Regions from separate parts of the Mus musculus genome. Here region 1 is linked to region 2. A link is a contact called in ENCODE POLR2A ChIA-PET data. All regions are on one chromosome and are shown on one strand. The core of a region is the stretch at or near the end of the contact, and the rest is flanking DNA. Distances in the headings are between cores, read along the strand shown. Region 1 holds the start of Ddx39a (DEAD box helicase 39a). Region 2 holds the start of Dnajb1 (DnaJ heat shock protein family (Hsp40) member B1).

Region 1 (3,098 bases), core at 296-2,795, 110 kb before region 2:
ATGAGTCACCAAAGAGCTCAAAGCCAGTCCTGGGGAGAAAAGAATCACACATCTCTGGGTTCAAACACCTGAATGACCAAGATGTACCTATTTCTATTTGAAACTGAGTCTCATGCAGGCCCTCAAACTTGTGTGTAGCCCAGACTAGCCTCGAATTCCAGATCCTCCTGCCTCCACTTCCCAAATGCTAGAATATATTAAAAATGAATTCTAAAAAATGCCTGAGACAGGGACAGACAGATCTCTAGTTCCAGGCTAGCCTGGGCTACACAGTGAGATCTTGTTTCAACAACAACCAAAAAACTTTTAAGTTCTAAGACTGGCTAGGCAAGGTGGCCAATGTGGCTTAAGAATTAATGATGCTTTCACACGACCTGAGTTAGGTTTCTCAGTTTACATCCTTCTAACTCCAGGGTCAGTACTTCCGGCCTCCTAGAGCACCTGCACACAGGTAGTCATTCAAATATTTACACCTAAATAAAAAACTTCAAGAACAACCTCGATTTCAGGAGAACCTATCTTCTGGCCTCTCATATGTGTACTCTGTCTTTAGGCAGTACTGCTTTAAAAACATTTATTGTGCTGGTGAAAGGATAAATGTGAAGCCGGGCTTAGTGGGACACGCCTTTAATACCAGACCTCCGGGGACTGAGCCAAGTGGACCTCAGTGAGTTCGAGCCCGACCTGGTCTTCAGAGAGAGAGTTCAAGGACGACCAGGATTATGTAAAGAGATCCTGTCTCAAGAATCTAGGCACACAAAAGGTTCCGGGAACTAGTTGAGGCGCAACTCGGAGCGTATGGCCCCCCACCCCCAATACGTCAGGCCTTGCTTCAACCAGGAAAATGAAACAAGTGAACCCAGACTGTCACAGACCTAAAGTTTCAACTATAGGTCCAGGCAGACCAGAGGCAACGGGCTGAACCGGCCTCACACCGGGAAAGCGACGCCGAGTGAATGGCCACGTTCCTAAGAGGCGCGACACTGGCCTTCCGCATCAGAGTCTGGAGAAGAATCTCCTGGGCGAGCGGCGGAACAAGACGGGAAGCCGGTGACTGCAGACTCGGGACGTCTGCCCAGATAGCCTGAGTCCTCTCGCCGTGACCGAAAACGCAGTGTGGATCCGCCCGGTCCCTCAATCCCACCACGGTACACATGGGGCCTCCGAGAGCCGCCATTCCCATCACCGTCCCCGGAAGCCGACCTACTAACGGCTGGCCCGCCCCTGGCGCATGCTCAATGGAGCCCAACGGCCGCCGGCTCGAGGTGCCTAACCGTCCCGCTGCTGTGCGCCCACTCCTCCCGCTGCACCGCGCCCCGCAGCTTCCCTTTCGGCGAACCCACAGCCCCGCACCGCGGCCCCGGCCTCGGGACCCGCCACTTACCTGCCGCCCGGTTCGCCTCCGCGAGCTGCAAAGAGAGCCACCCGTCCGGTTCTACGCCGCGACCCTGGACGCGCGCTACAGTGCTTCCTGCCTGGAGCCCAACTCGAGTCTCGCTCACTGGATAGCTGGCTTATCACTCAACAGAGGAAAGGATGATGGTTGGTTTATAAGGACGCTGTCGACCGGCTATTGGGCGTACCTAGACTCAGGTTCATTGGGCAGTCGTAAAGTAGGCGTGTCCAAAGGGGGAGTGGGCTAAGCGGCGGTTCCCGCCCAGTCACGTGAGATGAGTTAAGGGCCACAGTGGATACTGCCACTTTTAGCTGGCATCCGCACGTTAATTGCGCGTGTATGTGCCCCAGCTTTTTAAAGTGTCCTTGCCTGCCTAGCTTAGAAGCCCTGACTCTTTTGTTTGGTTGTATCATTTCGAGACAGGGTTTCTCTGGGTAGCCCTGCTGTCATGGAACAACTCCATCTGTGACCAGGCTGTCCTCAAGAGATCTGCCTGCCTCTTCCTCCATGTGATTGAAGGTGTGAGTGCTGTGATTAAAAGCGTCCACCACCACGCCCAGCCCCCCTTTTTAAAAAGATTTATTTATTTTTGGTTTTCGAGACAGGGTTTCTCTGTGAAGCCCTAGCTGTCCTGGAACTCACTCTGTAGACCAGGCTGGCCTCGAACTCAGAAATCCGTCTGCCTCTGCCTCCCAAGTGCTGGGATTAAAGGCGTACACCACCAGGCCTGGCAAGATTTATTTATTATTACATCTTAGTACACTGTAGCTGTTCAGACAGCACCAGAAGAGGGCGTCAGATCTCATTACAGATGGTTGAGTCATGATGTGGTTGCTGGGATTTGAACTCAGGACCTGTGAAAGAACAGTCAGCGTTCTTAACCGCTGAGCCATCTCTCCAGCCCTTGTTTTTCTTACCCCTACATTGTACCACCACCAAAACAAAAATCCCAGGCCGTAAACTGAGCTCATAGTTCCAGAAAGCCAGCTCTTTGGGGATTGCAGAAGAAAAGCAGCTGCCTGACCCCAGATATCTGGTGATAGAAAAAGACCTTGTCTAAGGAAAACAGCTAACCCCCATTCTGCCCCTATGAAACCTTCTTCTCCCTTCCCCATCCTTAGCTATAAAATCCCCAGCCTGAAACACAATCTACATTGTCTAGATCATGGTACTGAGAGGCTACCTGCCAGATAAATAAACTCTAGATGTTAATGCTGTCTACACTCATCCTTTCTTTCCACAAACATAATTCTTTCTCTCTCTCTCTCTCTCTCTCTCTCTCTCTCTCTCTCTCTCTCTCTCAAAACAAAACAAAACAAAACAAACAAACAAACAAACAAACAAACAAAAACCAGTCAGAGTGGCACAGAACTTTAGTCCCAGTTCTCTAGAAGCAGAGAACTCTGCTTTCAACTAGCCTGGTCTACATAGGATAGTTAGAGGCAGGCAGAATTCTTTGAGTCCAAGGCCAGCCTTGTCTATACAGTAAAGTCCAGGATAGCCAGGGCTACAAAGAGAGACTCTGTTTCAAAACACAAACACAAAATGAACAAACAAACTGCCCACACATCTAGATTCCATCCCTGCAGAGCTGAAACCACTCTTAGTTATGACCATGGCAACTCATAAAAGAAAGCATCTAGTTGGGGGCTTGCTCACATTTCCAGAGACTCAGTCCCTTATCATCATGTGGGGAGCATGG
Region 2 (3,091 bases), core at 561-3,060:
CAATGTCCATGCCTTCTTCCCCGTTGCGCTGCCCAAAAAAGGTATCAAAGGGGTTTCTGCCACCGAAGAACTCAGCAAACATGGCATGGGGGTCTCCGTGGAATGTGTAGCTGAAAGAGGTACCATTAGCACCACCACTGCTTCCTCCACTGGGGCTACCACCCTTCAGGCCTGGAAACCAAAACCACAAGTCAGGGTTACTGCTGGAGAGTCAGCCCCACCTCCCTCCACCCCCAACACTTCAACACACTTATAAAACATAAAACCCCTGAAACAAAGAGCTCAGAACCCCAGCACTCTCAAGACAAGTGCAGACTGATCTCTGCAAGTTCCAGACAAGCCAGAGCTCCACCATGAGGTGCTGGAGAAATGGCTCAGAGCACTGGCTCATCTGGCAGAAGAACCAAGTTCAATTTCCAACACCTACATAGCAGCAGACCATGGTCTAACTCTAGTTCCGGGACCTTTAATGCCCTCTTCTCTAGAAGCATGTGAATGGTATACACATATACACGGAGGCACACGCTCAAATAAATTGAAAAACAAAGTTCCAGCAACAGTGAGGTCCTGTCTCAAATAAATGGTCACATTTTGTTCCTTTTGCATGTATTACTGTCAATGCCACGTAACACACAAACTTTCGTCCAGAGTAGCCTCAAGGCAATCCTCCTGACTCAAATACCCCAGAGGGGGGATTGTCACAACATCCGGTTCCTTTGGAAACAGGAGCTTATTACCCTGTAGCTCTGATTTGAAGCAAATTCACAGCGTTCCTAATTCGGTTTCCCATGTGGAGGTGTGAGCCCCCGCACTCTGCTCAACAAGTTTTGCTCTTAGTAAAAAGGCCACAGGAACTATAGCGGGAGGGATTTTATGTATATATTAAAAAGCTTGTTAGTCAAGGACGAATCTCAAGTCTTTTAACTCCCAATGGCAATAGGAGCAAGAAACACACTACTCCGTTTTACTTCCTGACAACATATTCGGTAGTAAGGCCTCTAGATCTCGGTGCGACCAGGTTTACGTGACTGCTCCATCCTCCCAGCTATGCTGTTACCATCTTACAGAGAAGCTCCTACGCACTGTTACCAAAAAGGCTCAACCCTGGGTGAGCGAACACTGAGCTTGCGGCTAGGAAAGAGAATCAATACTCGGGCAATTTTCATTCCCATCGCGACCGCCGCCCTCCATCTGCACCATTCCGGCGCTGTGCAGGCGACCGACCGGGAGGGGCTGCGGCAGACGTGCTAGAAGCTTCTGTGCCAGCGGCGCGCCCAGAGCTCCTCCTCCTGTCTGAGGCCGCGGATCAGAGGGTGAAGGAGGCGGCGCCGCCGCTAGATCCCCGGAATGCCTGTCCCCGGCCGAGGTCTTGGAGAGGCTCCGAGTGCCTCGGTTTCCCCGCCTGTCAAACGGCGGGTCACCCCGGCCGCGCGCACACGTACCTTCCTCTCCATAGCGGTCGAAAATCTCGCGCTTGCGCGGGTCGCTGAGCACGTCGTAGGCCTCGGCGATCTCCTTGAACTTCTCCTCAGCGCCGGGCTCCTTGTTCTTGTCCGGGTGGTAGCGCAGCGCCTGGCGGCGGTAGGCTCGCTTGATCTCGTCGTCGGACGCGCCGCGGGCCAGGCCCAGCGTCTGATAGTAGTCCTTGCCCATGGCCACCGCCGCCCAGCTGTCGCCGCCTCCGGCTCCGCTGCTGCCCCGTCCCGGACTCTATATACCCGTCCGGCGGAAGCTTCCAGATCCCGCCAGCCCTCCAGAACCTTCCGCCCCTCCCGATGCGCCGCACGACACCGGCCAATCGCTGCGGCCCGCTCCGTGACGCAGCACATCCGGGGTGGGACCCGGCTGCCAACGGCTTTCCGCGCGGGGCCACGCCCCTTCCCTCTCTACTCTGGTCAACGCCTTCCTCGGGCGCGCGCGCCGGCTGCTGGGGTTCCGCCTCCGTAGCGGATCCAGCCAATCGCAACCCTCTCTCTCTCTGCGGACAGGTGGAGGCGCGAAGAGGGGCGGGGCTACAGAGACGGGCCTCTCCGAAAGGCCGCACCCTTTCCCCCAGGTTATCGCCGGCTGGGAGGTTCTGCTGCGTGACTTGTGGTAGCTACCTGACAAGTACCTCTAAGCTTTCCTGCTCTAACCCAGGGATAAAAATAGGCACCCCGCCCTCTTCTGCCCGTAGCCCTTGGTTTTTCCCGTAAGGCCGTTACTGTAAAGCGAGGTGAGACTGGTCTGCCTTGGGCTTGCTGCAGTCGGGCTGCCTCTCCGGTTTATCTTACTTCCTACTAATTCCTACTGGGTTTAGCTCGCCTCTTGGCGTTCTGATACTTGTCACTTCCTTTGCCGTCTGAGTTTACCACCAGGGCTGCGTGATTTTTTTAAAGATCCACTGGGTGCTTCGTAAATATTTCCAAATACTTTGATATAGTATAGCTTTTTGCTTTTGGTTTTGTAAGTCTGGGATGATGGCGGTCAAGGACGGAGCTGAGTGAGGAAGAGGAGAGAGCTTCAGATATTGGAAGGCATAGAGAAGCTGGAATAGTCATTGGTGGTTCTTGCAGGGAATGGGACTGCCTGAAAGTGCATGAAAGACTGACTCTCATCCTAGCACTTTCTGGCTGTGTGACCTTGGGTTGGTAGAGTAGCTTTTCTGGTCTCAGTGTGGTCATCTGTACAAAGGGAATGGTCGTGGAATATGGTGAAGTTGACATTATTCTGCATTTGTTAAAGACAAGGGACAAAGGGTGTTCTTGAAAGAGATGATTAATCATCTTGTTTAGTGGACAACTGTTGACATTCCCTTTCTGGAAGCTCTGTAGGAGGAGAGTCAGATAACCCTTGCCCTAGGCACCCCTGAGAAAAATGACTTTAGCCTTCCGTTAATGGTATAGCTGTGTGTGGTGTATGTGTTTTGATTTTCCTAACTGTACTGACCCCATGAAAACCGAACCAGTTGAGCCCTGCCCCCCGCCTCCCCATGGATTTGGAGCTAGGGAACACTTGTAGAGAAAGTGTCTTTAAAGGTACAGAGACAGAGATAGTGAGCTGGCAGTGGTGGTGCATGCCTTTAATCCCAGCACTTGGGAGGCAGAGACAG

Evidence for each region. ChIA-PET counts read pairs that join two places held with the same protein, here RNA polymerase II (POLR2A).
Region 1: POLR2A ChIA-PET joins it to region 2 with 17 read pairs in embryonic stem cell. The contact joins the promoter of Ddx39a here to the promoter of Dnajb1 in region 2. POLR2A ChIA-PET finds 5 or more read pairs at or near these places in 2 of 5 experiments (Patski and embryonic stem cell).

The regions. Positions count from the first base shown.
Region 1 is chr8:83,713,624-83,716,721 of GRCm38, reverse strand. It overlaps Ddx39a (DEAD box helicase 39a), which reads right to left and starts at 1,545. Exons shown (of 11, transcript NM_197982.3): 1 at 1,385-1,545.
Region 2 is chr8:83,606,894-83,609,984 of GRCm38, reverse strand. Dnajb1 (DnaJ heat shock protein family (Hsp40) member B1) reads right to left here and starts at 1,810. Exons shown (of 3, transcript NM_018808.3): 1 at 1,443-1,810; 2 at 1-171. The coding sequence starts at 1,653. Gm42029 (a long non-coding RNA gene) reads left to right here and starts at 2,135. Exons shown (of 3, transcript XR_878996.2): 1 at 2,135-2,215.